Linked DNA regions of Homo sapiens: all the other regions are linked to region 1. A link is a contact called in ENCODE Hi-C or POLR2A ChIA-PET data. All regions are on one chromosome and are shown on one strand. Each heading gives the region's core, a stretch centred on a gene start or an enhancer-like site at or near the end of the contact. The rest is flanking DNA. Distances are from core to core; before and after follow the strand shown. Region 1 holds the start of RPL37A-DT (RPL37A divergent transcript). Region 2 holds the start of DNPEP-AS1 (DNPEP antisense RNA 1). Region 3 holds the start of WNT10A (Wnt family member 10A). Region 4 holds the start of ZNF142 (zinc finger protein 142).

Region 1 (7,166 bases), core at 2,100-4,599:
AGCTGCTCAGCAGGCTGAGGCAGGAGACTTGCTTGAACCCAGGAGGCAGAGGTTGCAGTGCGCCCAGATCATACCACTGCACTCCAGCCTGGGCGACAGAGCAAGACTCGGTCTCAAAAAAAGAAAAAATAAATTCTTCTGCAAAAGAGAGTTGCCTCTTGTCTTTCATTTATTTAGTCTATCATTTATTTATATCCACATGGACCCATGGATATTTATTTTACACTTGGGTTAAATCAATACTACCTTATTTATTGCTCAAAATTTTCTAGCTTTGGCCATTCGGAGTTCTTTCAGTTGACTCCTGTGTCTCTCTGACATATCCCCATCAGTGTAGGGTTTTCTGAACATTTCCTTACTTTCTGGCACAAGATACTGCAGGCTCGCCTTGTATATTTCCTGCTGCAGTCCTAGAATGAGTCACTTCTCTAAGGGGCCCTGGTTCCTTTTATTAAAGAATGATATTATAAACCAAGATCTGGGGTCTGGGCATGGTGGCTCATGCCTGAAATGCCAGCACTCTGGAAGACTGAGGCTGGAGGATTGCTTGAACCCAGGAGTTCCAGACCAGCCTGGGCAACATGGCAAGACTGTCTCTACAAAAATAAAAAAATTATTTGGGCACTACTCAGGAGACTGTGGTGAAAGGACTGCTTGAGCCTGGGGAGGTCAAGGCTATAGTGAGCTGTGATCACACCACTGCACACCAGCCTGGGGAACAGAGCAAGACCCTGTCTCAAAACAAAACAAAACAAATAAAAACAAACCCTGAGATCTGGGGCAGTAGGTATACTCGTCGTTACTGGAGATGTTTGGGGTTTTTTTTTTAATGGTAGTTTTTTTAGATTATAAAAGAAACACATGCTCATTATAAAAGATAATTAGAAAATGCAAAAAATGTATGCAAAAATCAATTTGACTATTCCCACTATCCACTACTTTTTGCTTTTTCTCCTCCTTGAATTTACACAGCCAGAGCTGGAATAACAGATTGGGGAGGATAAAGAGACAACTACCTTTATTCCACAAAATTGTGCAAGATGTGCTGACATAAAGCACATGGTGGGTCACTGCCCCAGTGGCACTCAAAGTCTGGAAGCTCTTCCTGGAATCATAGGAGGGAAGAACTGGACAGGACCTTGAAGACCACCTGGTCCAGCTCCTTGTAAATAAAGATGGTGGCTGCTGGGAGGTGGGGAGGTGGTTCTCCATGTGGGGACTGTGGCTTACCTAAAGTCAAACCACAAGGTAGTTACAGATCCTGGCCCAGACTGAGTGCCAGGGACCTGATTTTAATTCAACTATGTTTTCTGATGTGCTTTTTCAGTGCACTAAATATTATGATTTGGCGTAGTACAAGCTAGCAATTAGGAGAACTAACTTTGGGATCAGACAGACCAGATTTGAGTTCTAATTGCTGTGTGACATTGAGCAAGTTTCTTAACTTCCCTGAGATGAGTTTCTTTTTTCTTTCTTTTTTTGTTTTTGTTTTGAGAAAGGATCTCACTCTGTTGTCCAGGTTGGAGTGAAATGGTGTGATCATAGCTCACTGTAACCTCTGAACTCCTGGGCTCAAGCAATCCTCACGTTTCAGCCTTTTGAGCAGCTAGAACCACAGATGTGTGTCACCATACCTGGCCTATTATTTTTTTGTGTGTGTGGAGATGGGGTCTCGCTATATTGTCCAGGCTGCCTAGAACTCCTGGTCTCAAAGAATCTTTTCCAAGAGAGACTCTGTCTCAAAAAAAAAAAAAAAAAAAAAAAAAAAAGAAAAAGAAAAAAGAAAGAAAAGTATATAATAACTTGTCAGAGGTCCCACAGCTGGTAAATAGCAGAGTTCTGTTTTGAACCCATACTGAATCCAGAGCCTCTAAGTTCCTAATCATTACATGAGACTTCCTCTCTTTTTCTTAGTAATGAAGATAATAATCATTCCTATCATAAAGGATAATGGAAAATTAAATGAGAACATCCACATAAAATACTCAGTGCCTACCATGTGTTACCCTCCAACAATTGTAACCATATGAAGTACATAGCTGTTTGCAAGTTGCTTTGATTTGATTTGATTCATATATATTTTTTGAGACAGAGTCTCACTCTGTTGTCCAGGCTGGACTGCAGTGGCGTGATGACAGCTTACTGCAGCCTCAACCTCCCAGGCTCAAATGATCTTCCCACCTCAGCCCAGGTATGCAAGTTGACTTTAATACAATTGTGAGGAAAAGTGAACAGGTGCAAAATTATTTGAGACAGTTAATATTAAGCTTTGGGAACGGAAGCTACTTGTTACCGGACTTCTGATTGGAATCAGGGCCACACAATGCCTTTCAGCTCCCATGGTCTTTCTTGGCCCTCTAATCATGGATTCTCTCTTACACTCTTATTCCAGTAGTTTTCTGAGCTTCTTATTCTCTGGATTAGCCATCCCCTGAAAAAAGGCAACCAAACTTCCTAGTGTGTGTGTTCTACGTGAAGAAAGAAGATCATGTGTCTAGTTCCAGAACACACCCTCCCCACCCCCGGCCTCAACCAGAAATCCAATTCTTCCCTGCTGACCCCTTTGAGAGACCTGGAGGGACAGAGAATTGACGGTGGGTAAAGGGTAAGATGTTGGAGTTTAAGGGTTCAGGCCTGGACCAGGAAGCTGTCTTAACAGCCTAGTGTGGGGCCATGGAAGTGAGTTCTGAAATGAAGTGGAAGGCAGGCCATCCGCACTGAGATGCAGCAGCTGGAACACAAAACTCCAAGGTGACTGTTAACTTTTCCCCAGCCTTCCAATCTCAGACTTTCCTCAGGAAACACCAGGCTCTTCTGAATTAGTCGCGAGCAGAACCATCGTCCTTTCCTTCAGAACTCTGACCAGTTTGAAACTGTCTAACTTCTTAATGTGGCTATATGATCGTTTGCAGCTGGCCTGCAACTTGTTCTGGGAATGGAACCTTGGATTTTAGTCACCACTGTCGCTAGCATCCTGCACAGTCAGCCACTTTTAGAGAGCATAATGCAGAGGGGGAAATAAATGAGATTTGGAATAGAGACGGGGTTTCACCCTGCTGGCCAGGCTGGTCTCGAACTCCTGACCCACCCCGCCTCCCAAAGTGTTAGAATCACAAGCGTGAGCCACCGCGCCCGGCCCCACAAATGTAAGATTTATGCACTTCTCCAAGCCAAGTGCTGTGCATCGAATGGAGGAACTCGTACCTTTGCAGGATTTTGTGATATATGTGAAATAATCCGGACATGCTTCTGCTATGGTTGTTTGTCGCCATAGTTTGCGAATCTGGGTAAACCTGGATGAGAGAGACGCCTTACAATTGCAAACATTTCTCAGGAGGCCGCCTGAAAACGCCCAAACCATAGAGCTCAGTTCCTAGCTAGGCCTCTACCAGCCACTTCCGCTCGTCCGCCTAATACCGCGCCTGCGCACCGCGTCTCTTCCTTTCTGGGCTCGGACCTAGGTCGCGGCGACATGGTGAGTGTGGGTCTCTGTGCGGCCTAGAACTCTATCTGCCTGCATCTGTCCTTGTTTTCTTCTCCCGCACCCATCTCCTCTCCTGCCTTACCCCGTGTTCTCTCCTGTCTCCATGCCTTTGCAGGAGACACCATTGTCGGAAGCTCCCCAAGGCGGAGGGGCGGGGGCGCCTTGGCTGGGCCTGGCGCGCTCCAGCCGGGTTAACGCCGGGCCTTCGGAGCGCGCGGCCAGCCCTGGGCACTGGTTTCGTTGGGTTGAATTTAGGGAAAACTAGGTCATATGTAATTCACATGTCGGTCACACGTCAGTGAGGTGGAGGAACGGTGTGTGGAGGCTCCAGGGCCTGCCTGGGTTCCAGGTCTATCACTGGTTTCTCCCTTCACTCTAAACAGGCCAAACGTACCAAGAAAGTCGGGATCGTCGGTAAATACGGGACCCGCTATGGGGCCTCCCTCCGGAAAATGGTGAAGAAAATTGAAATCAGCCAGCACGCCAAGTACACTTGCTCTTTCTGTGGCAAAGTAAGTAAGGCAAAGTCTCTGGTGAGAGGAGAGGGAGGGCAGGTTTCTTACCCAAGTGAGGCCTGACTTCAAGGTATTTTATAAGCCGTGTGCTGGTGGGCAGTTGGAATTACTCATACCGTTGATTATGAGTTTTAAGATAAAAGTGTTGATGGTAACTTCAGATTTTGTGAGACGTTTTTCATTTAAAGAAAACCGCTTAAACGTTAATGGGTAAAATAATCATTTGACAGAGTGCCCCCAGCCTAAGCCAAACCTGCTTTGTGGGAAATGATTCCATCAGTTTTGTCTACTGATGTTTCTGCACCAACTCCCAAGATGTCTGTGCATCTAATACCATTCTACTTGTTCTGCGAGGGATTTTTGTTTGATAAAGGTTTGAACGTTTATGTGCAAAATACTGCATTACAGCAATCCCTGTTTTGTTTTTGAGGGAGAAAGGGAGGCTTTCACATCCCTGACAATAAGGTGAATCCAAATTTAGACTTCTGGATGCTTGTAAGAGAAAATACTTACTTGGTTCATAGTGAAAATTGGTTCTCTTTTATAGACCAAGATGAAGAGACGAGCTGTGGGGATCTGGCACTGTGGTTCCTGCATGAAGACAGTGGCTGGCGGTGCCTGGACGTACAAGTGAGTCTAGTTCCTTGTGGTATTTGGAAGTGTGTGGACCACATAGGCCCAAATTCCAGGTTGCTGCTGGATGGGCTAGTTTTAACACTTTCTCAGGACTGAGAGAATAAGGATGCCTTTGTATTTTCAGGATTCTTCCGTGGTGGTTTATTTTCAGTTATTGAAAGAGTAAACACAAAACTACCAAAATAGAAGTCGGAAATCTAATTCACAGACTACTTTAGAATTTGATGGTCACTGGGCACATTGTTGTGAACATTGTCATGATACTGTGCAGGTCCATTAGTGGGGCTGAATCTACTGAACGTTGATTTGCACTGCAAGTTTTGATAAAAATAGGTGAAGGGGTCAGTTAGTTCAAAACTGTATTTGGAACTTGAGGCCATCAGGACCACCACAGTTTCGTCTTTCTGAACAGTATTAGACTGCTGCAGGTTTGTGAATCTGCAACTCAGTATCACCTGACAGGGCGATACTACAAACACTATACTACAAACTAGCATCTAGACCTGTGTTGTCCAATACACTAAGCACATATATGGCTAGTGTAATTAAAGAATTGGATTTTAAAGTTTCAGTCAATTTAAACTTAAACCGAAGCAGTGGAAAATGTTGAAATATATATATATTCCTTGTGGGGGTTTTTATTAGGGCAGAATGGAAAATGGGAACTAGAGTGCTTTCTTGGTTCTGATAGGAAAGTGAATTATTTATATACTTACAATACAGGATGGTGATTTTCAGGTATAGTTCCTGAATTTTATGGTAAAACTTTTGTAGTCATTTCAATAGCTGTCTTTCCCAAAGGCACTTTAGTGTCCGCTCTTATTTCCTTAATCATTGTTCTCACTGTATCATCTTGTAATTTATTCATTTCTTGTAATCTGTCCATTCCCTTTTAATAAGTTTAGGTCAGCCTCTTAGAACCATTTCTTTTTCATGGGATGGGGTAGGGGGAGTTAAAGCTTGCTTGTCCACAACTGAGTTACTTATAAAAAAAAAAGCAACTCTGGTTGAGAAATCAGATGCATGAGATTGTATGTCTAATTCTGCAAGATCCTGAAGGCATGGCTCTTAAAGGATGCCATCATGTAGTTTAGAAGCCACTAATTTCCGAGGAGTAATCTAATGTTGGTTAGATCTTTGGATTGACTGCAGCAAAGTATTGGTAGAGCAGTCTATCTCAGTATAATTCTTTCTAGGAAAATTTGGGAAGCGACTTTAACACAAAAACGAGGCAGATTTACTTATTTGCCATTTTCTATGTTAACATGCTTAATTATGTTGGAAACTGAATCTTTCTTTCCAGTACCACTTCCGCTGTCACGGTAAAGTCCGCCATCAGAAGACTGAAGGAGTTGAAAGACCAGTAGACGCTCCTCTACTCTTTGAGACATCACTGGCCTATAATAAATGGGTTAATTTATGTAACAAAATTGCCTTGGCTTGTTAACTTTATTAGACATTCTGATGTTTGCATTGTGTAAATACTGTTGTATTGGAAAAGCATGCCAAGATGGATTATTGTAATTCAGTGTCTTTTTTAGTAGTCAAATGGTAAAATGCAGCATAAGAATATAAGTCTTCCAAGTTAGATATGAGTGTTAGCTTTTTATAAGTCTGCTCCTGCCAGTTTGACTTTGAGATACATTGGAGCCAACTGTAAACTTTAGTTTTTAAATTACAGTTAGTTTTTTTGTTTGTTTTTGAGGCGGAGTCTCTGTTACCCAGGCTGGAGTGCAGTATACCAGTCTTGGCCCACTTCAACCTCCACTTCTTAGGTTCAAGCGATTCTCCTGCCTCAGCCTCCTGAGTAGCTGGGATTACAGGCACGCACCACCATACCTGGCTAATTTTTGTATTTTGAGTAGAGATGGAGTTTTCACCACATTGGCCAGGCTGTTCTTGAACTGACCTCAAGCGATCCACCTGCCTTGGCCTTCCAGAGTGCTGGGATTACAGGTGTGAGCCACCACGCCCAGCCTTGCATTTAATATTTTTATAATGTGTCTAGGCTGGGTGCGGTGACTCACGCCTGAAATCCCAGCACTTTGGGTGGCTGAGGCAGGTGGATTACTTGAGGCCAGGAGATTGAGACCAGTGTGGCCAACATAGCAAAAACCCGTCTCGACGAAAAATACAAAAAATAGCTTGGTATGGTGGCACATGCCTGTAATCCCAGCTACTTTGGAGGCTCAGGCACAAGAATCACTTGAACCTACGAGGCGGAGGTTGCAGTGGGCCAGGATCGTGCCACTGCACTTTATTTAGCCAGGACAACACTCTGTCTCCAAAAAAAAGTTTCTGAAGGTAAAAGATATACTAAAGGATATACATATACTGCCTCTTCTATGATGTTTCATTTGACCTACACCATCAGCATCTTCAGGAAACAGTATGAAACTAATTTCACATTAAATGTTGCAAACGTCTGCAATTCTCCAGTTTTTAGTTTGCACGTAAGGATTCGTAGGATTGATTTCAGATTGACAGATGGTTGTAGTAACAAAAAAATGAATTGCCTTGGAGAATTCGAG
Region 2 (7,166 bases), core at 1,003-3,502, 2.9 Mb after region 1:
CACGGTCAAACCAGGTGCTCCAGATCCCACCACCATAGGTCTCCACACCGACTTGCTGGAAGCCCACCTGGCTGCGGCGAGACCGACGTTTCACCTGAGTGTAAAGATGGAGAAGTCAGAGAAGGCTTCATGACGATATGTGGAGATGAGACTTTGGCTACTCATAAGTAACAGACAGCGAATATTAGTGTCACATGAAAGGCTCAAGGTGTGAAGGAAGGGGCCAACAAGTTTACCTTCTCCCTTACTCCAGGGGATAGAGGCCCCAGTTTGTACCTCCTAGTTCTCTTTTGCCCTGTACTCCCTCTGACATCTCCTCCCACCCCAACACCGTCCGAGTTCCTTACCCGGAGGCAGGGGCTGTCCGTGTGGGCCCCGATGAGGCTGAAGCCATTGCCAGGAACGTACTGGCCCCCTACAGCAAAAGCTATGATGGTGGAGGAGTTCCTGGTCATGAAGTACTGAGGAGAAGGGGAGGAAAGACAGGGGTGTGAGTTGCATTACTCAGCTGGCACACAGGGCTTGGAGACCAGCCTAGGGACCTGCCTTTCCACCCCCACCCCACCCCCAGTACCTTGCTCTCGGGCTTAATATTCCATTTCTCAGTCTCCTTGAGTTCACTGAAGCCAGCCTGGAGAAGGCGGTTGCGGCATTCAGCCACAGCTGTGGGAAAAGCACCCTCTCACAGCGATGGAAGCTGGTGAAGGGCGCATCAGCCTCCACCCTCCTCCCTTGCCCTGGCCACCGCTTACCATGGAAAGGAGAGGGACTCCGGTTCACGAACTTGAGGAGTTCCTTAGCCGCAGTCTGCACCGCCTCTTTGCGGGCCTTACCGTTCATGGCCACCTAGGGGAGGGGGATGCTCAGACTTTTACAAGGTCTGGGACCCCTGACCTTTCACCCAGGTTCCGAGGATTCTCCCATCCCCACCCCCAGAAGTGACCACTCTAAGGCACAGACCTCTGCTTCCGCCCGTCCCCACCGAGAGACCCAAACCCAGGGCTGAAACTCCGTTGAAAGCTTCAGCCCGCCGGCCCAGGATCATGAGCCAGGCCCGCCCCTTAATCCGAACTTTAGCCCGACTCCCTAAGTCCCGCCCCCATGTCCCTGCCCAGCTAGGAAATCCTGTTCTGCTCCCAAACTCCGGGATCCCAAGCGGGCCCCATACTCTGAGGCGGCCTGCATCACGTGCGCGTACCCAGCCCGGAGCCAAAGCCCTGTACCCCAAGGAGCACCCTGACTCCTCTCTCGCACCCACCTAGTCTCTCGCAGGACTCCCCCTTCCAGTCCCGGGAAAGTCGTCAGGTCACCCTCCGCGGGGCTTTCGGTTTCGCTTTGGGTCAGGCGGCCCCACTGCAGCACCGCGCTAAGCTTGGGCCCCGGAGGGCGCCGGACCCGGTCTGGGATCGAAATTCAAGTGGGGCCGTCGGGAGCCACTTACCTGCATGGCCCCGCGCGTGGGGCTGTGTCCGCTCATCTGGCCTCCGGGCTCGGCCCGCCCCCACCGCGCCGCCTGCCCCGCCCCTCACTAGCTTTGCAGGTCCCCCGCGTGCCCCTTCAGGCCGCGCCGCACTCGTAGGCCTTCATCACGCTTCCCCGGCCGCGCCGCCCCGCCCCATGTTTGGCCTCCCCGCCCACCTCTCCCCGCCCCTCGGCATCCGCCCCGCCCACCTCGGTCAGCCCCGCCCCTCGGCGGGCTTACCCTGTCCGCTCCGCCCCTCGCTGGGCACCACCACCCGCCTTGCCCCGCCCTTGCCCCGCCCCTAGCTTGGCCGCACCGCCCGCCCCGCCCCGCCCCTCGCCAGGAAGCACCGCCCGCCCTGCCCCTCGCAGGGCTGCACCGCCCGCCCCGCCCCTCGTCAAGCTTCCTCGTCCGCCCCGCCTCTCGCCAGGCTGCACCGCCCTCCCCGCTTTGTCCCGCCCCTCACCAGGTTTCCCCCATCCGCTCCGGCCCTCGCTGTACCCCACTACTCGCCCTGCCCCCGCCCTTGCTCCGCCCCGCCCTTCGTCAGGCCTCCTTGCGCTCCCCGCCCCTTGTCAGGCCGTGCCGCCCACCCCGCCCCGCTCCTCGCCAGGCTGCTCCACCCGCCCCGCCGCTCGTCACGCTTCCTCGTCCGCCCCGCCCCTCGCTAGGCTGCACCGCCCGCCCCGCTTCCGCCCCATCCCTCTCCAGGCCGCGCCTCCGCCTCCGGCCCGCCCTCGTCTCCGCCCCTGCGGGGGCTGCTCGTTAGGCCCCGCCCTGCACCCCCGTCACCCACGCCGCGCGACCCGCAGCCGCCGCCAGGGCCCTCTGCTGCCGCGGAGGTGCTAGGACAGCCGCGGACGGCCCGCCTCCCCGTGCCCCGGGCCTCGAGGCCAATAAAAAGCTCGCCCCTCCAGCTCACCGGGTCCGACGGGTACGGTACAAAGTGCTGTCTCTCGCCACAGCCACCTTTGTGACAATAAAAGCAATAAGGCTAATGTCCATGGGGCGCTCACGGTGAGCTTTAGCTTTATGATAAAGATTGGCCTGTTACCTCGTTTAATCTTCACAACTGCCCCATCAACTATGTACTCTTACTGTCCCCAGTTTATGCATGAACAGAGAAAGCTGAGATACGGAGACTAGTGATCCGTCGAGGTAATAAACGGCACAGGTGGGGTTTGAACTCCATCAGTTTGATTGCAGAGGCCTGGAACAACCCTACAGCCTTCTCTCAGATCTTTTCTGGACCTTTTTCTATGCGCTTTGGTAAGTGTTATGTTACACGGGAGGTCCACAAGGGACACAGAAGTTGACTTGCCCAAGATCACATAGCTGTTTGGGTGGATCTGGGATTTGACTCTGATATCTGTGCCCTTTCCATTTGTTAAAAACAACAGAAAAACAAATTCCACATTATTGGCAGTTCCAGTATTCCCATGTCAGGAGTAGTGAGTAGCACGTTTAAACCCCATGCACCTTCCTAGCTGCAGGAACTGATCAGGACTCTTGGTGGCCTCTAGATCCAAAACAGGGCCCAGCTACCAGGGGTTCAAACAAAATTCCAGAGATCACAGGTTTATGGAGCAACCTGCCGTTTATATACCTGGGGTGGGGAGTGACAGGGTGGGATGGGGAGAGGCTGGAAAGGTCCTGCAGCCCTCACTTCAAACTAGTAGATATGGCAGGGGAGTTTTCAAGAATTCACCCACTAGGTGCTGGCTTAAATTCATGGCATTCCCTAACCGTTTGTTGAAATACCATTATGGGCCTGGCGCAGTGGCTCACGCCTGTAATCCCAGCACTTTGGGAGGCCGAGGCGGGTAGATCACTTGAGGTCAGGAGTTCGTGACCAGTCTGACCAACATGGTGAAACCCCGTCTCTACAAAAAATACAAAAATTAGCCGGGTGTAGTGGCACGTGCCTGTAATCCCAGCAGCTACTTGGGAGGCTGAGGCAAGAGAATCGCTTGAACCCGGGAGGTGGAGGTTGCAGTGAGCTGAGATCGTGCCACTGCACTCCAGCCTGGGCGACAGAGTGAGATTCTGTCTCAATAAATAAATAAATAAAATTATGTATAAAGCTCAATGCTGAGCAGGACATGGAGAGAGCATTCTTGTCCTCTACCTCCTGGGGAGGGGACACATTCAAGGAGGACAGTGAAAGGGCCGAAACAAGGCTACAATGTATAAGGGAAGGAGACAACCTGAATAAGGAACCACCTTTAATGTTCTTTCTGATCACAGAAAAGAGTACATGCTTGAGTAAGAGATTCAAACATCACCAAAATGCATAACTTAGAAAGTGAGCCGGGAGTGGTGGCTCACGCCTGTCATCCCAGCATTTTGGGAGGGAAATACAGAAGTGTTCCTATTCAAATCAGAAGTGAGACATTGATGAGCTATTACTGCTGCTAGACAATGTGGAGCTGTAGTCAGAGCCAGTACCACAAAACAAAATTAACAATTCTATATGTGCAAAAGTAAAATTGGTCATTATTTATAGATTATATGATTATCTAGAATCCCCAAGAAAATAAACGATCAAGCTATTATTAGAACTGGTAGGAAGGGTAGCCTAATTTAAAAAACACTGACTTTCTTGTACAATAATCACCTAGAAAATATAAAAGTAAAAAGGTTCTTATTGACCATTTTTGGTTTGGGTAAAAAAGAAAAAAGTAAAAGGGCTATATTTACAAGAGCAAGAAATATTGTTAAATTTCTAGTCATGAACATATGAGACACCTAATCTCACTTTAAACAGGAAAATGCAAGTTAAAAATGAGATAACAGTTGGGCGTGGTGGCTCATGCCTGTAATCCCAGCACTTTGGGAGGCAAAGGCGGGTGGATCACGAGGTCAGGAGTTTGAGACTAGCCTGGCTAAAAATACAAAAAATTAGCTGGACATGGTGGTGTGCACTTGTAATCCCAGCTACTCAGGAGACTGAGGCAGGAGAACTGCTTGAACCCGGGAGGCAGAGGTTGCAGTGAGCCGAGATCGTGCCATTGCACTCCAGCCCAGGCAACAAGTGCGAGACTCCAACTCAAAAAAAAAATTAATAAATAATAAAAATGAGATACTTTTTCTTTTTATTGAGCAGATTAACAAAAATGGAAAAGATGGGTAATATCAAGTGTTGGAGAAGGCTTGGGGTAATGCAAGCATTTTCTGGAGGCTAAAGCAACTCCATCTGGGAAGCTAATCTGCCATGTTGACTTTTCAACAACCTGTTCCAGGAATGACTCTAAGTTTTCTACTTTACCTACTATTACCATAAATCCTGCGCTTAGACAGATTCACATAGCATTCATGACTTTGCCTGAGGGGTCAACTTCAATTGTTTGACACATTGTTTCCCTATGGTATGTAAGCCCTGGGTTTGCAGGGTAATCCACCATTTCATCTCTGAAACTATGGCCTCTATTCATAAGTCCCTATGAAATGTTTCTTTCTGAGAGACTGTATATGTCAGCCTCTTTCGTCGGCTTTTCAGCTTCCCTGAACTTTGGGGGTATGTTTGCACAGACCTTTATACCCAAATTTCTGTGGTGTAAATGTTCCCCGTGGCCGATTTCAAGCTGTCGAGATGATGTCACTGAAGGGAGTTGGGAAGAGCTGTGCGGAAGCATGCCATTATGTAGATTTCCACCATGCAGACACAATGGATAGAAATAACATCAACAGCATAGATTTAAGAAGGCAGTAAAATGTTTGGAAAGGTGATGGATTTTTGGTTTTCATTATCTGTAATATAATTTATTTAATTGTAAGTGTATATAATTTAGTTTTTTTTAATGATTGCTGTGTTTAACAACAAGCTCACCAAATTCCTGGAAATTTGACAATCAGTTCTCATGAGCTTGTCCAAGTTGGCCCCAGCACACTATTCCACCCGTACTGTACATCTTTGCTACTAAATGTGTGATCTGTTGACCAGCAATGTCAATAACATCTGGGAGCTTTTTAGAAATGCAGAACCTCAGGGCTTACCCTAGAGTTATAGAATCAGCATCTGCATGTTAACAAGATTCCTAGATGATTTGAATGCTTGAGACACAGTATTTTAAAGTGCTGTGTAGCAGTTCATAAAAAAAAAAAAAAGGTCAGTCTTTAGGAATTGTTACAGAAAAGAATTCCAAATATACTGTTGAGTGAAAAAAAAAAGCAATTTCTAGAATGTAAGGTGAGGGCCTTTAGATAAAACTCACACAATGAGCTAAATTTATATTTCTAGATGTTATATAAATACATATGTAAATGGATAGAAACAGGTTTGGAAGGATAATGGTCACCTCTGGGTAAGGGAATGGTGATGGATTTGGAGTTCAGGTGGCAAAGTCAAGGGATGACTAGGGATCAAGAAAGAAAAAGTTTCTGAGAATCGTTCTTGCCCTTGGCCTTCTGAGAAAATCTTCCCTGGAAGATCTCGGCTGATGTTTACAATGCTACCATTATTCATTCATCTTTTTGGTTTAACACATATTAAAGTGCAAATACTTTTGCGTGAACATAGAAGTCAGTTACATACACTTCAGTGTGAGTTTATAAGATACATATGTCTTTTTTTTTTTTTTTTATTGAGACGGAGTCTCGCTCTGTTGCCCAAGCTAGAGGGCAGTGGCAACCATCTCAGCTCACTGCAATCTCCGCCTCCTGGGTTCAAGTGATTCTCCTGCCTCAGCCTCCCATGTAGCTGGGATTATAGGTGCCCTCTACCACACCCAGTTAAATTTTTTTTTTTGAGATGGAGTCTCACTCTGTTGTCCAGGCTGGAGTGCAGTGGCGCTATTTTGGCTTACTGCAACCTTCATTTCCTGGGTTCCAGAGATTCTCCTGCCTCAGCCTCCTGAGTAGCTGGGATTACAAGCACGCATCACCATGCCTGGCTCATTTTTTGTATTTTTAGTAGAGACAGGGTTTCACCATGTTGGCCAGGCTGGTCTTGAACTCCTGACCTCAGGTGATCCACCCACCTTGGCCTCCCAAAGTGCTGGGATTACACGTGTGAACCACCGCGTCCAGCCTAGAACTACAAACTATTGATCCTACCTTTCCCTATTCCTCACTCCTGTCTTCATGACTCTCCTACCTAGGATGAGCCATACATTCCACTGTTGTGCTCACTCCCTCGCACACACCTTCAAGTTCCTGCTCTAGATTTGCGGACTTGCCTGGCAAAACCCCAACCCTGACTGCAACCAGCTCCTCCCCTGCTCCAACCTGTGTGGCTGGAGAAACATCCAAGCCGCGCTGCCTGGTCTCACTTTAAACCAGTGGTGTCCGGTCTTTTGGCTTCCCTGGGCCACATTGGAAGAAGTAGAATAGTCTTGGGCCACAAATAAAATACACGAACCCTAACAATAACTGATGAGCTAAAAACCTTTCAAAAAAATCTCATAATGTTTTAAGAAAGTTTACAAATATGTGTTGGGCTGCATTCAAAGCTGTCCTGGGCTGCATGTGGTCCATAGGTGGTGGGTTGGACAAGCTTACTTTTTTTTTTAGTTTTTTTGAGACAGAGTCTTGCTCTGTTGCCCAGGCTGGAGTGCAGTGGCATGATCTCAGTTCACCACAACCTCTGCCTCCTGGGTTCAAGCGATTCTTCTGCCTCAGCCTCTCAAGTAGCTGTGATTACAAGCATGAGCCACCATGCCTGGCTAATTTCTGTATTTTTAGTAGAGACAGGGTTTCACCATGT
Region 3 (7,166 bases), core at 4,571-7,070, 2.4 Mb after region 1:
GCCCCCACTCACATGTCTAGGGCACAGAGCTTCTCTTGTGCTCTCATTCTCTCCATGTGGCTAACCTGGGCTTCCTCGCTGCATGTTAGCCTTAGGATAGTCAGACTTCTTACATAAGACTGACTTTCTTTTTTTTTTTTTTTTTTTTTTTTTTTTTTTTTTTTTTTTTTTTTTTGAGATGGAGTCTCGCTCTGTTGCCCAGGCTGGAGTGCAGTGACGTGATCTCAGCTCACTGCAAGTTCTGCCTCCTGGGTTCATGCCATTCTCCTGCCTCAGCCTCCCAAGTAGCTGGGACTACAGGCGCCCACCACCACACTTGGATACGTTTTTTTGTATTTTTAGTAGAGATGGGGTTTCACCGTGTTAGCCAAGACGGTCTTGATCTCCTGACCTCGTGATCCGCCTGCCTTGGCCTCCCAAAGTGCTGGGATTACAGGCGTGAGCCACCGCGCCCGGCCAAAACTGACTTTCAAAGGAAAGTGTACCAAACTTGAAGGCAGAAGCTGTAAGTATCTTCTCAAGTCCAGCTTTGGAAGTTACATAGCATCACTGTAACTGTGTATTGGTCAAAACAGTTCACAGAGCCAGGCAAAATTCAAAGGGAGGGAAAATTAATTCCACCTCTCAATGGGAGGAGTGGCAAATAATTTGCAGCCATCATAATCTGTCCCACACCCTCACAGGATTGTTGGGAGAATTTTTTTTTGAGATATGAAAGCCTTTAGCATAGCTTGTGACACATAATTTGTCAAACATATGTTTAGTAAATGATAGTTACTGTGAGAATGGGGACAGACATATGATGCTTTGCAGATATTGGGCAGGCCCTGATTGCAAATGAAGATACCTGACTTTTAGCTGAGGCCAAACAGAAATAATGAATGGCTTTTATACCAGGGAAGTCCAGAGGTTAGTCTGAATTCAGGTACAGCTGAACCCAGGGGCTCACGTGGTGTCACAGGCTTCTTTCTCATCTCCTTCCCTCTCCCTCGCCTCTGCATCTATTGTTTCTGCTTATCTCTGCCTCTCTTGGCATACTGTCCTCATTATCTCCTCCTGCAGACTTTCTCCATGACAGCTCTATATGCAGTCTTAGATCCAAAAGCAGAAGAATGACTTTCCCAGTTGTCTCCAACAGAAGTCCCAAGGAAGACCTTGCTTAGTTCAGCTTGGTCATTTGCCTATTCCTGAACCAATAATGGTGTCTAGGGAGATGTACTACCATGCCTGGGATTGACAGCCTCTCTAGAACCACAGGGGGGTGGGGCAGGCACAGGGAGCAAAGCACAGTCCTTCAAATGAAACAGAAGGAAAGGGAGCTCGTTCTGGATGTGACAGACCCTCACCGTGGCTTCCAGGACCCCTGTCCTTCCCCCGCAATGCCCCTGCATTCACTCGGTGACCTAGCCTGCTTCAATCCTCAAGGCTCATGGTGGGGAGGGGTGTCAGGCTGCAGTGGGAAGGTTGAGGCACCAGGGTTTTCCTTTCTGCCTCCTCTTGGCTCCCTTGGGTCAAATGTCTGGGCCTCAGGGAAGTCATGGAGAATTTGGACTTAGAACTCCTTGACCAAAGGAAACTCTGTTAACTTACCAAAGGAGACAGTGGAAATACATTATGGTCCACATAGAGGAGAAATGAAGCTCCCTGAGGGCAAGGTTTATATTCACAGATCTGCCTTCCCCAAAGCTCTGCTCTTATCTTCAAACAAACAAAAAAACCAAACAAGCCCAAAACCCAAACTCCTGCACTTCTCTCAGAGACCACCAGAGGGCATGCGGAGCCCAGCTTCTCTATTAACAGGGAGCGACAGACAGGACCTGCAGGACATCTGGGAAACTCAGAGAGTGGTGGGCAGGAGAGGATAGGACTGAAAGGAAGCAAGGAGACCTACAGACAGCTTGGGTCAAGCTTCTAGGGTTCCAGACTGTCTGGGACGTCTGGGCTGGCCCAGACCTAGGGCTGGGATGCCAGCCTCCCAGACTCTACCACTGCTGGGTCCTGCAGGGGGTGAGATAGGGTGGAAGATGCTGGACATCTTCCTCCACAATGCCAGGGAGGGAAGCTGGGGAAGTGGCATGAACTGGCACCATTCTAGGCAGGTTAAAAGGAATTCAGAGGAAGTTGTATGGTACAATGAAAAATGCCTTGTTTGCTAGCTTGACCTTGGTCAAGTCAGTTAACCTATCTGAGCACTTCCTATCACCTAATAGGGGTCCCTGATTGCTTTTTAGCACATTGTGAGAATGCACTTCCATCTTTAAACTGCTGGCCACATGTTACTGGTCCATCTTCTGTTACCAAGCCCTGAAGGCGTCTGGGCACTGCCTTCTATGAAGGGTGGGAGTGATTACCAGAAGGCACCATTGGGACTTCTAGCCTTATCTTCTTTGAGCCCAGAGATAGATCTGTGCTGTTGCCCTGCTGCCTGGGAAGGGGCCGGAAGTAGAGTTCCCACCACCACCCACCCCTGCTCATCCAGCTGCTCAGCCTCAGGCAGTCTGAGCCATCAAAGTCCCCTGCTGGCTGAATGGCAGGGGACATGTGGAACTGGGGAGATGGGGGAAGTGCAAAGAGGCACCCCAGATGTGTGTGTGACCACATCAGGAACAGGCGGAACACAGGCAGATGGGTGAGGAGGCCGAGTGGAAGGCCTAGGATCAGCCTGAGGCCACGGGCTCGGGGAACAATTCCCTTCCCTTTCAATGACCAAACACATTGGGAGTTTGGGGAGACTGCAGCAGCAAGCCATTCCCCCTTACCTTGCTGAGGGTTGGTGGCCTCTGAGGCCTGGACAATGGAATGAAGAGCCTCCTTATTGGTCTGTGGCTCCTTGGCGTTCTTCTTCAGCAAGACAAACTTCTCCAGCTGGGCACCAGGACTGGGCTGGGGCTGGACTGGGCTAGGCTGGGGCTGTGAGGGTCCCACCTGTTCTCACCCCCATGCTTCCCCGGCCCTTCCTCCCTGTGACCTTCTCCAGAGCTGCCACAGCTGGAACCATTCTCCAAGCTGCCTTTCATCCCCAGTGCTCCCCCGCCCCCCAGTGGCCCCTGTAATTGTGGTCTTAGGCGGCGGCTGCGGGGGCTGGGGCTGGGCTGAGGGCCAGGGCCCAGGGCAGGGCCAGGGTGGGGACTAGGGGGTGCTGATAGGGGCTTGGCCATGGTGTGGGTCATTTGGGGCTGGGACCCCAGGGGCAGACAGTCTCTGGGCCTCACCTACATACATGCCAAGGCTCTGGACCAACACAGACTCTCCCCTCCCTTCACTGAGAAGTGCTCTGACTTGGGCACTCCTAGACCCTCCTGACACCAGGGCAGAGCCACGCCTGAGTGCAAGCCTCAGTATCACTATTTGCCTCCGGAGGCTTTTTTGTTTTTTTTTAAGAAAGGGTTTTCTCGGTCTCCTTTGCACCTCTGTATTTCACAGACAGTGGAGGTGGGGAAGAAAAGAGACCCCCTCATCAGAGAGATGCCAAAGGAAACTAAATCAGCTCCTCAACCAGGTCAGCAGCGTTTCCCAAAAGGAGTCCCCACCAGAATCACTGGGGATGCTAGCTAGAAAGACAGACACCCAGGCCTTTCCCTGGAAAGGCTGATTCAACTTCATGGGGCCTGGAATCCGCATTCCCACAATGGCCCACCCCAGGGGACACTTGTGCTGCATCAAGCGTGGGAAATGCTAGTGTGAGCGCGTGATGGGGAATAAGGACATCTGTAAGCTGATTATGAGTCCCTTCCCTGTGTCACGTTCCTAATTCTTTCTGGGCCTCAGTTTCCCCAACAGCCAATAAGAATATGACTCTCCAGCTTGCTGGTGTCCTCTCTCATCCTGGGCTGGTGCCTGTCTCCTGTCTTGAGTCTGGTCCCACCCTTACCCTTACCGCTTACCCTTCCCAAATGCTAGTCCCAAGCTGTCCCCGTTTCTGCAGCATGGTAGGGAGAGTGGGGAGGGCAGGGGGCAGTTGGGGTCAAATAAGGCTCTAGCTGACGCAGTCTGCTTGCTGCCCCTGGCTGTTTTCCTGCAGTCCAGCCAGACTGCTCCCCCCCCACTGCCCCACCCCCACCCCCAGCAGCCTCAAGCCCTTAATTCCTGACAGCTGCGGTGGCTGCCGGCAGAGATGAGGGGGAAAGGAGGGGGGAGTATGCCGTCAGCCTGCTGTTGCTCAGGCCGCCCCCACCACCTGACAGTCTGGGGACAAGGAGGGCCCCACCCCCTCCTTCAGTTCCCCAGGGATGGGCAATTCCAGGAATGGGCCTTTTTTGTCTCTGAGCCCAGAGGCTCCCATAGTTTTGTTCCTAAGCCAGCAGGGGCTCTCTTCAGAGAGAGGGGCATGTTTGTGTAAAGGCTTGTGCCCATTTTACAGAGGAGGATGCCGAGGGCACAGGGCAGGAGCACGATCCACTATCAGGGCCCAGGCTAGCACCAGAAACAGACGGCAGAGCTGCCTTTCCCCTGCCCTCTGGCTCTCAGGCCCTTGCTTGGGCCCAGCACACTTGCACTATATCGAGGAGGGGCCCAGTGTTCAGTTGGGGTGGAGGGACAGGAAGATCTCAGCGAGAAGTAGACCTGAGCCAGGAGGCTGGTATTAGGGACCTCCTAGAGGACCATGTGCAGGTGGGGCCAGGGAGGGCCAGGACAAGACTGAGAGTATCTGCGGGCACAGGCAGGCAACACTCAGTGTTGGGGAGGCAGCTGCTGCGCTGGGAGTCAGGAGAGCTGCGTTCGGTTCTCGCTCTTCCGCTAATTTGCTGTGTGACCTCTTTGAGCCTCGATATTTTCTTGTGAAATAAAGGGGAGCTAAATAAACTATCTCAACGGCCACTTCTAGGGTTAAAAGTCTCTCTAACGCCTCCTCCCAGGACGTGCCACCCCGGGCGCTCCTACGCAAGCATTTTCTGGGGGCCTGACACTGCTGCCTCCCCGGGCTCACTGAGGAGACAAGGTGGTCCCCATGAGCCGCATTCCGCAAAGGGGCAGAGGAGGTCTCCGTGAGCAGGAGCAGGAGGCACCTGTTTAAGGTCACACAGCAAAGGGGAGAAGAAACCAGAGGCTGCCAAACTCCTCTGCAGGAGCCCACACCTGCCTCACACCAGGCAGGCCTGGGGGAAGTCCCTCCTCTGGCGGAGGAGGCGAAACACAGAGGCCAGCCCCTCCCCTCCAGCCCCTGCAGGTGTGTGTGTTGGGGTGGGATGGGGGCGCTCCCCAGCAGCTGCGTCTCTGCCAGGCACACACACCTCGCGGTAACACATATCCCCCACACAACCCAGCGCGCTCCACACACAGGCATCTTCCTGTGCACGCGCGCACAGACCCCAACACCTTTCCCTCTGTTGCCCTCAGCAGGGACGCTCCCACCCCCAGTCCCCAGCGGACGCAGTGGCCTCGGGACTCGTACACGCCTCCACGCCCCGCCGCGTGACGTCACGTGGGGTAGAGCCCTGAGACACTAAATGGCGGGGGGGTGGGGGGAGGAAAGGGAAGGCGGCAGAGCTCCCCGAGCCGGGACAGTCACTTACTCTACAGGCAGTGGGGCCCGACACAGACAGCGCCGCCCCCGCCAGCCAGCCTCGCACGCCCTCGGAAGCGCAGGCTCCCGGCGCTGCGCTGGAGGGTTCCCCGGCACCCCAGCCTCCCGTCCCCAGCCCGCTGCACCTCCGGGCCCCCCTTACCCTTGAGAGGCACCGGGAGTTGTCGCGGGGGGGCCTCGGGAAATTCCCCGGACCCCTGTGCCAGGAGGTGCCCGGTTCGCCCGCTCTTCACCCCCCGCCCCCCCCGAGGGCGGTGCCCGGGGGTGCTGCCCCATGGAGCGGGGAGGCGGGCGCCGTCTGCTCCGGGAGCCCTGACCCGAGTCGGAGCTGTGTGTCGCAGCCGCCCCGACCCCCCGCCGATCATGCGCCGGCGCCCCTGGCTCTCCAGTCCCACTGGGCTGTGAGCCCCCCACTCCCAGCCCGTCAGGGCCTGCGCGCCATGGGCAGCGCCCACCCTCGCCCCTGGCTGCGGCTCCGACCCCAGCCCCAGCCGCGGCCAGCGCTCTGGGTGCTCCTGTTCTTCCTACTGCTGCTGGCTGCTGCCATGCCCAGGTGAGCCCTCACCTCATGCTCCGCCCTCCTAGAGAGTTGGGACCCCGGCCTGCAGGGGCCTCTGATGCTCTTGCTGGGGTAGAGGACCCTGGAAGAAGGGAGGGACAGGGTCATAGGAAAGTGCTGGTGCCCAACCAAAGGCAGTGAGCTCCCTCATAGGAGGGGGTTGGACTGGTGACAGGATATGGGCAGTCCAGGGAGACAAGGCAGTGCCCAGGAGCATGATGGCAACTAGGAGGGGAGGTGTGTGTGGGGGGGGAGCAAGTGCCAGTCTGGAGTTCCTGCCCTGTTGGGGGAATGCACCCCCACCTCAGGAGTAAGCACAAGCTGCCTCACTCCTTCCTGCAGCTCAGCCCCAGGTAGGGGCAGGGGTTGGGAGGCTGGAAGGGGGTAGCCCAGGTGGGGTCAGTGAGAGACTGCAGCTGCAAGAGCTGTGTGTGTGTGTGTGTGTGTGTGTGTGTTTTCAATCGAGCCCAGGATCCCAGCAAACTGTGTTGGTAAACAGTAGTTTGTATGTGTGCCCATGTGTGCATGTGAGAGCTCATGGGTCAATGTATGTTAAGATGAACACATGTGTAAATGGGAGTGTCTTTGTGTGTGTGTCTGTAACTATGTCTGATGAAGTGTGCATGTGCGTAAGTGTGCTGGGGTTGGGTTTGTGTGTCCACCACAATGTGTGCAGAAGTGTGTCTATGTGAATGTGACTGAAACATATCTGTGGGAGTGGGCTTGTGGGGAACCCTGTGTGTATGGGCATCTATTCCTGGGGATGTGCATAGGAAATACTGTGGCCACAAGCATGGTGGATGTGTGTGCATTTGCACGCTTACCTGTGTGGGTGTGCAGCTAGCTGAGTGAGTTGCACTGGGCAGGATGATTGTGAGGAGGTCAAGGAGAGAGGAATGTGTAGGAGTGTACTGATGGGCCCAACCTTCAGAAGCAGAGGTTGGAAGAGGGAGTGATTATGGCCGTTGGGACAGAGTGTGTGTTGTTAGATGGGGCTCTCCTGGTCCCCCCAAAACACGTACCCACTCCACCCCATATGTCTGCAGGTCAGCACCCAATGACATTCTGGACCTCCGCCTCCCC
Region 4 (7,166 bases), core at 4,667-7,166, 2.2 Mb after region 1:
ATATCAAAGATATTTTTATCTTTGAGTACATTTACATCTAGTTTGTACTTTCTTATCCAGTTCATGTTTTTTCCAGAGCATGAACAAATCAAAACGAAATTCTGCCCTTGCTTCCCTGGGGACCAAAAAAATAAAAATAATTTTTTTGGCTGGTGGTGGGGGAAACAAGGTCTCTCTCTGTCACCCAGGCTGCAGTGCAGTGGTGGTGTGATCACAGCTCACTGCAGCCTTGACCTGCTGGGCTCAAGTGATTCTCCCACCTCAGCCTCCTGAGTAGGTGGGACTACAGGCATCACCATTCCTGGCTAATTTTAAATTTTTTTGTAGAGATGGGGTCTCCCTATGTTGCCCATTCTAAAAATAATTTTAAAAAATAAATTGTGCCGTTACTGATGGACATTTGGGCTGTTTCCAACCATTACAAATAAAGCACCCCTATATATCCTCATCCTTGCTCTGGCCACTGTAATTCCGGTGTCTTTGTGCATTCCTACAGTGGAATTAGTGGTCAGAGTATGCAAATTGTAAAATTTGCTATGTAGCTAAATTGACCTTCAAAAGATTATACTAATTTGTATCTCCATAAGCTGTAACATAGTGTTTCCTATAGCCTCATCAACACTAGGTATTATTAAAAATGTTTAATTTATGCCAAAATGCATCTCCTTTTTTTTTTTTGAGACAGAATCTCGCTTTGTTGTCCAGGCTAGGGTTCAGTGGTGCGATCTTGGCTCACTGCAACCTCCGCCTCTCGGGTTCAAGCAATTCTCCTGCCTCAGCCTCCTGAGTAGCTGGGATTACAGGTGCCCACCACCATGCCAGCTGATTTTTTGTATCTTAGCAGAGGTGGGGTTTCACCATCTTGCCCAGGCTGGTCTCAAACTCCTGAGCTCAGGCAACTGCCTGTCTCGGCCTCCCAAAGTGCTAGGATTATAGGCATGAGCCACCATGCCCAGCCACATCTCTTATTTTTAACTGGAATTTATTTCTTTGCTAGTGAGATTAAGCATCCTTCCATATGGTTACTACTTTTATTTCTTCTTTAGAGCATTGCACATAGATTTCTTTTTCCCATTTAAAAAAAAAAAAAGGTTTCTGCTGGGTGCGATGGCTCATGTCTGTAATCCCAAAACTTTAGGAGGCCGAGGTGGGAAGATTGCTTGAGCCCAGGAGTTCAAGACTAGCCTGGGCAACAAGGTGAGACCTCGTTTCTACCAAAGAAAATTTAAAAACTAGCTGAGTGTGGGTGGTATACACCTGTGGCCCCAGCTACATGGGAAGCTGAGGCAAGAGGATTGCTTAAGCCCAGGAGGTCAAGGCTGCAGTGAGCCGTAACTGTGCCACTGCACTCTAGCCTGGGTGGCAGAGCAAGACCCTGTCTCAACAAAACCCCCAAAACCAAAAGAAAACAAAAAAAGCAAAGCAAACAACAAAAAAGATGGTTTCTTTTTCTTACTGTGGCTCTTTGAATTTTAAAGATATTAACTCTTTCTTACATATTGCGAATGTTTTTCCTAGGCTTTTTATTTTTTTAAATTTCTTTCACCATATGGAAGTTTGGAAATATTATATGGTCAAATTAGCTAATCTTTCCCAATATTCTTTGTCACTATACTACAGTGCCAACTGAAGTGGTGACAACTATGGCTGGAGGACGGTAATTAAAAAACAGGGAAGCTTCCTAAAAATAAGAGGTGAGGATAATGGGATGAATAAAGGGAGAATCTTTCATCTGAGATAAATACAAATGCTCAACTCCTACTTTTTTGTTTTGTTTTGTTTTTTTAAAGAGATGGGGGTCTCACTATATTGCCCAGGCTGGAGTGCAGTGGCTATTCACAGGTATGATCATAACATACGGCAGCCTCTAACTCCTGGGCTCAAGCAATCTTCCTGCCTCAGCCTCCCAAGTAGCTGAGACTACAGGTGCATGCCACTGTACCAGGCCTCAACTCTTATTCTTAACAACATGCCTCGGATGAGTAAAGTATGTTATACACAAAAAACTAGGGCAGGGAAATACCAGATCACTTCTGGAAAGCCCTGCCAAGCCCAGGGTGGTAGAGACAGGGTTTTTGCTTAATCCCTGGCTGCAGTTCCTGGGTAGGAGGGTCAATATGGAGGAAAGAATCTCCAAGGACTGTAAGAGTAGGGACAAGCCAGGATTGGGCGGAGGTGTCAGAAAGGTCTTACTTTCTGGATTACTGCCTAGCACACATGAAGCCCTTGCAGGACAGACTGCCAAAAGCTTGGTAGAAGGCTGTGCACCACTTCGCCAGCCTTCAATCAACATGCACCAACTGCAAACCAAATGACAACATCTCCAAGTATAAAAATAGGATGCTACCTTGTGTTCTCATCATATTTATACAGAATCAAAAATAACCCAGACAAAACCTCAGAGCTGCTTGTCCCACTGGCCTGCTTGCAACTGTGTTTGTACCTGGGGTCTCTCCAGGAGCACCTGGGGTCAGGGTTCCAGCTACTGTCTCCACAATGATCTCCATGTTCCCTGGTCCCTCTTCAGTTGCTGTGGCCTCTACCAGCAGGCAGCCTGGCTCAGTAGGTATAGGTGCAGGGTCCCGGGAAGGACAGGGGCTCTGGACAGGCCCCAGGATTCCACGGTTAGAGAGAGGCGGGGGGATCAGCAATAGCTCAGGGCACAGTCCATCCATCTCCCCGGTGCTACTGGCTGGCTGTGAGTCCAAAAGGGGGTCTGTCATCACCACCGACTTGTGTGTTTTGGCTTCTTAAATGCTGACAAGCCAACCAGAAGAAAAACAAAGTAAGGTTAGAGTTCTTACTTTCTTCCTGGCTGGCGTGGGTACACAGCCCAGTGCCCACCCACTTAGGCATTTTCTTGCATGGCAATATGCCATATATACCATATGAGACTAAATAGAGGCTTTCTTTTATGATAATGTTCAGAACAAAAAGTATAAAAATGATAACAGAATATTAGGAGACAGCCAACAAGTATTGGCCAATATATTAATGACTGCAGGTTGTCTTCTGCTAGCTAAGTGCCCTTAGCCAAGTCATTAAGCAATTTGGGTCTCAGATTTCTTATCTGCAACAAAATTAGGTGGGGCCCAAATATCTCAGAAGTCCTTTTTTTTTTTTTTTTTTGAGACAGAGTCTCGCTCTGTCACCCAGGCTGGAGTGCAGTGGCGTGATCTTGGCTCACTGCAACCTCCGCCTCCTGGGTTCAAGCAATTCTCCTGTCTCAGCCTCCCCAATAGCTGGACTACAGGCATGTGCCACACACGCCCAGGTAAATTTTGTATTTTTAACAGCGATGGAGTTTCACCATGTTGGCCAGGCTGGTCTCGAACTTCTGACCTTGGGTGATCTGCCCGTTTTGGCCTCCCAAAGTGCTGGGATTATAGGCGTGAGCCACCTTGCCTGGTCCCTTTCCCTCTTAACCTTTGATAATCTCACTATTCCTCAGCATGGATTATAAGGAAGGCCCTTCCTTCATCATCTGGCTCCTGCTGACCTCCCCTGACTCATCTCCCACTTCTCCCCTCAGCAGATCTCTGAACCAGATGATGTGCCATTCTCCAGACCCACCACATTCTCTTTTGCTTTCATACCCTCACAGCCTTTTGCGTCTCTTGGCTTGATATGCCTTTTCCCCTTCTCAATCTCTCTCTCTTATCTGGCTAACCAATTAACTATCCTTGAAGAAGCTGCACAAATGTCACTTCCACCATGAAGGCCTCCTGACATTCTTTTTTTTGAGACAGTCTTAGTCTGTCACCTAGGCTGGAGGGCAGTGGCACGATCTCAGCTCACTACAACCTCTGCCTCCTGGGTTCAAGCGATTCTCCTGCCTCAGCCTCCTGAGTAGCTGGGATTACAGGCATGTACCACCACGCCTGGCTACTATTTTGTATTTTTAGTAGAGATGGGGTTTCTCCATGTTGGTTGGGCTGGTCTTGAACTCCAGAACTCAGGTGATCCACCTGCCTCGGCCTCCCAAAGTGCTGGGATTACAGGCGTGAGGCACCGCGCCGGGCCTGGCTTCCCGAAACTCTTATCTTCTCTCTTCTGGCGTCCTAAGGGCACTCTGTACACAGCCCTATCAGAAACGAGGTCACACTGCACTGTTGTTTACCTGTCAGTCTCTCTCCCTAGATGTATAGCTTTTTTAGTAATTTGTTGACATTATCACTTCAATGATATTACTTTGTGATACTGACATTATCACTTCAACGAACACAAATCACCCACAATCGAAGATTCCAGTGAAGAACCACAGATATGGAGCTGCATTGGAGTAAAGCTAGGTATCTTGTACAAAACCAGTGGTTCCTCACCTATAACGTAACACATTTGGAGAAATTTCAAACTCATTAACTGACTATGGCCTCAAACTAAATATGGGAACATAACTGAGGAATGAATGACAATTGAATTGCATACCCTGTTATACATGGCTAAAATGAGTTTAAGCTGAATAATTAGTAATTAATAAGAATGATGGGAATCACTTCATGAAATTGAGTCACAGACAAGATGCAAAAAGAAAAAAAGAAGAAGAAACCAGGCCGGGCGCGGTGGCTCAGGCCTGTAATCCCAGCACTTTGGGAGGCCAAGGCGGGCCGATCACCTGAGGTCAGAAGTTCGAGACCAGCCTGGCGAACATTGTGAAACCCTGTTTCTACTAAAAATACAAAAAATCAGCAGGGTGTGGTGGCACACGCCTGTAATCCCAGCTACTCGGGAGGCTGAGGCAGGAGAATCGCTGGAACCCGGGAGGCGGAGGTTGCAGTGAGCCGAGATCGCACCATTGCACCCCAGCTTGGGCAACAAGAGCGAAACTCCGTCTCAAAAAAAAAACAAACAAAAACCAAGATCCTGCAATCTGATAGTCCCTATTTCCAGAATCCCATGGACTCAAAACAACAGATCACAGGGATTCACAAGGTGGCTGGAAAGTGCACTCCCGTGGTCAGAGGGATTCTCTGGAAACTGCAGCCTCCACTTACTGAATATTATCGCTGTTCTGGGGAATCTTCAAGCTTGACCATACATGGCCTCCGGGGGGAGCCAAGGAGGACGCTGAGCCGTCAAGATTAAGAACCTTCACCTGCGGGAGGGCAGGGTGAGGTAGGAGACAGGTGGGCACCAGAGAAGAAATACGCTTATCTTCCGGGCAGGAGGGCTGAGGAAGAGAAAGGACAGACTAAGGCAGAGAGAAGGCCTGGAGAAACAACGGGCCCCGGCCTAGCGACCCAGGTTCCCACCTGCCTCTGGCTCTGACTCACCGCGTGGTCTTGGACAGACACAGTCGCTTCGCTTCTCTGGGCCTCAGCTTTCCTATCTGTAAAATGGAGGTGATGACAGTGTCCACATCGTCGGGCAGGAGCTGGATCATAAGAGCCAGCGAACTGGAAAGGCGGTTTGTAACCTGGAAGGCTTGGGATGGAGCATCGTCATGATTTTGTCCTGAGAGCAGCAGGTACCCGGGCGGGGTCCAGAACCGTGACGCGACTGCAGCGCCGGGGCCCAGCTCGTCTGGGTGCTCCCTTCAGTACCTCCTTCCGAGAGTTCCCAGCGCCCAGGCCCACCCTGATCCCGGGGCTCGAAAAACTTTGCCTCCAGCTCGCTCCACCCGCATTCCCTTCCCAGTTCCGCCCCGCAGCCGCTCACTCACCTCCAGACCCAGAGCCGGCGGGAGCCGCATCTCTATGGTCGGCCGCGGCTGGAACGGCCCCCGGGGCCCGCTTTGTGCGACCGCCTCCGGCTCAGCCGCCTCTAGGATATTGGGGATGTGGAAGCCACTCTCTCTTCCTCTTGCCGGCTGCCGGGGTACTCTATGTTTTGTCTCTGTGGTTTTTCCCGCCCTCCACCCCCACTCCAGCCCTGAAGCCGGAGAAGCACCATCGAGAGCTCTGGGGTAGAGTGGCGTGGGCTTCTCTGTGGGTGTGGCGGGAAGTAGATGAAAGGACCCGGGGCGGGGCCGAACGCAGCTTCCCCAAGGTGCAGGCGCGGTGAAACCATCGAGACGGAGGGCCAGAGAGTCACGGCGGTGAGAGGGCTGAGTGACGGGTTACCCCAAACCATGTGGCTGGAGGCGCGAGCTGGGGTGTGGGCGAGGTTCAGGAGGGGGTTCCTGGGTGTCGCGGAGGGGCCGGGGACGGGAGAGCTTTGTCTGTGGCCTTCCATGCATAGGTGTTTTGGAATTCTGGATCCCAGTTCTGAGGCTCAGCCGAGGTCACTGCTGTCAGCTCACCTCCCTGCATGCCAGGCGCAGGGCAAAGTGGCCGGGGTTCGGGGTTGGAGGAGAGGTGTACTAGAAACAACTTTGCTCTTGTCCCTCAGGATCTTATTGTCTACGATGTGACGATCCGTGGAGAAAGTAGCAGATGGGCAGATTTTCATTTGGGGAGAATGAGGGAGAAAAGAACGGGCATTCCGAGCCAAGAGCACTGCATGAGCAAGGAGTTGGGAGGTTGCTTACTTGTTGAACATATTTGTTGCGTATTTGCATATTTGCTAAACAGGTAGTGTTAGGAGCTAATCCATGAAAGGTAGGTGGGCGCCGTATTGTAGAGAGCCTTGAGTACCAGGCTGAGTTTATACCCAATTCAGGGGTCTGCTGGGAGCCAGCCATTGAAGGTGCTGGAGCAGAGAGAGATATGGTATTGGAGCTGATCCCTATGATGAAAGATCTGGACCCTTGTGTAGATGTTCCGTGAAGCAGGAGGTGAAGACCTATTAAAATGCCATTTCAAGAACTACGATTTTAAAGACAGTTTAGGTGGGAGGTAATAAAGGTCTAAACAAGACGTTAAATATTGGGGACGTAAGGGGGAGGATATTTGAAGGACATTACTCATAACAAGACATAGGGTTACTGACAAGTCAACGGACGCTTCTCCCTTGCTGACTGCAGCCAATGGACCCCTTTTTATCATAGCTGGTCCCAGGGACCACAAAAATCCTGTCCATCCATTACCCTGATGTGAAGCCTGTTTATATAGCTCTTTTTGGTTTAAGGCATCTCCAGACATGGTCCTCTGGTAGGAAACAGGTATGAGTAGACTAATGAAGGACAAAATGGGATGAGGGACCTGGAGCCTCCACCCTTGCATTCCAATACCACCCTTACCCCACAAAAGGAGGGTATTGACCCACACAGTAATGCTGACCTGTGG

What was found. Hi-C counts contacts between places; a loop is a spot of excess contacts on that map. ChIA-PET counts read pairs that join two places held with the same protein, here RNA polymerase II (POLR2A). Pooled maps may share reads with other maps.
Region 2: a loop to region 1 is called in a map of CD8-positive, alpha-beta T cell, with 10 times the contacts of the local background. The contact joins the promoter of DNPEP-AS1 here to the promoter of RPL37A-DT in region 1. A Hi-C loop is called at or near these places in 4 of 168 maps with a recorded cell type or tissue (CD4-positive, alpha-beta T cell, CD8-positive, alpha-beta T cell and naive thymus-derived CD4-positive, alpha-beta T cell), 2 of 37 single-sample maps with no recorded cell type and 12 of 50 pooled maps. POLR2A ChIA-PET finds 5 or more read pairs at or near these places in 1 of 52 experiments (Caco-2).
Region 3: a loop to region 1 is called in a pooled map, with 3 times the contacts of the local background. The contact joins the promoter of WNT10A here to the promoter of RPL37A-DT in region 1. A Hi-C loop is called at or near these places in 1 of 37 single-sample maps with no recorded cell type and 5 of 50 pooled maps. POLR2A ChIA-PET finds 5 or more read pairs at or near these places in 1 of 52 experiments (activated B cell).
Region 4: a pooled map shows a loop between it and region 1 (26-fold over the local background). The contact joins the promoter of ZNF142 here to the promoter of RPL37A-DT in region 1. A Hi-C loop is called at or near these places in 11 of 50 pooled maps.

What each region holds. Positions count from the first base shown.
Region 1 is chr2:216,495,403-216,502,568 of GRCh38, forward strand. RPL37A-DT (RPL37A divergent transcript) reads right to left here and starts at 3,350. Exons shown (of 4, transcript NR_183317.1): 1 at 3,205-3,350. RPL37A (ribosomal protein L37a) reads left to right here and starts at 3,442. Exons shown (of 4, transcript NM_000998.5): 1 at 3,442-3,475; 2 at 3,868-3,996; 3 at 4,547-4,629; 4 at 5,939-7,166. The coding sequence starts at 3,473. The coding sequence ends at 6,002. RefSeq lists a silencer at 687-756 and enhancers at 2,859-2,948, 3,129-3,518.
Region 2 is chr2:219,386,318-219,393,483 of GRCh38, forward strand. DNPEP-AS1 (DNPEP antisense RNA 1) reads left to right here and starts at 2,253. Exons shown (of 4, transcript NR_183823.1): 1 at 2,253-2,479; 2 at 2,570-2,731. It overlaps DNPEP (aspartyl aminopeptidase), which reads right to left and starts at 1,595. Exons shown (of 15, transcript NM_012100.4): 1 at 1,442-1,595; 2 at 753-846; 3 at 575-663; 4 at 348-461; 5 at 1-94. The coding sequence starts at 1,477. RefSeq lists an enhancer at 276-1,122 and silencers at 1,387-1,626, 1,647-2,166, 2,247-2,396.
Region 3 is chr2:218,875,032-218,882,197 of GRCh38, forward strand. WNT10A (Wnt family member 10A) reads left to right here and starts at 5,821. Exons shown (of 4, transcript NM_025216.3): 1 at 5,821-6,077; 2 at 7,130-7,166. The coding sequence starts at 5,965. RefSeq lists silencers at 5,247-5,306, 5,527-5,736, 5,757-5,896.
Region 4 is chr2:218,653,707-218,660,872 of GRCh38, forward strand. It overlaps ZNF142 (zinc finger protein 142), which reads right to left and starts at 5,917. Exons shown (of 11, transcript NM_001379659.1): 1 at 5,663-5,917; 2 at 5,274-5,424; 3 at 4,995-5,170; 4 at 2,444-2,757. The coding sequence starts at 2,723. BCS1L (BCS1 ubiquinol-cytochrome c reductase complex chaperone) reads left to right here and starts at 5,977. Exons shown (of 8, transcript NM_001079866.2): 1 at 5,977-6,037. RefSeq lists enhancers at 5,041-5,160, 5,971-6,100.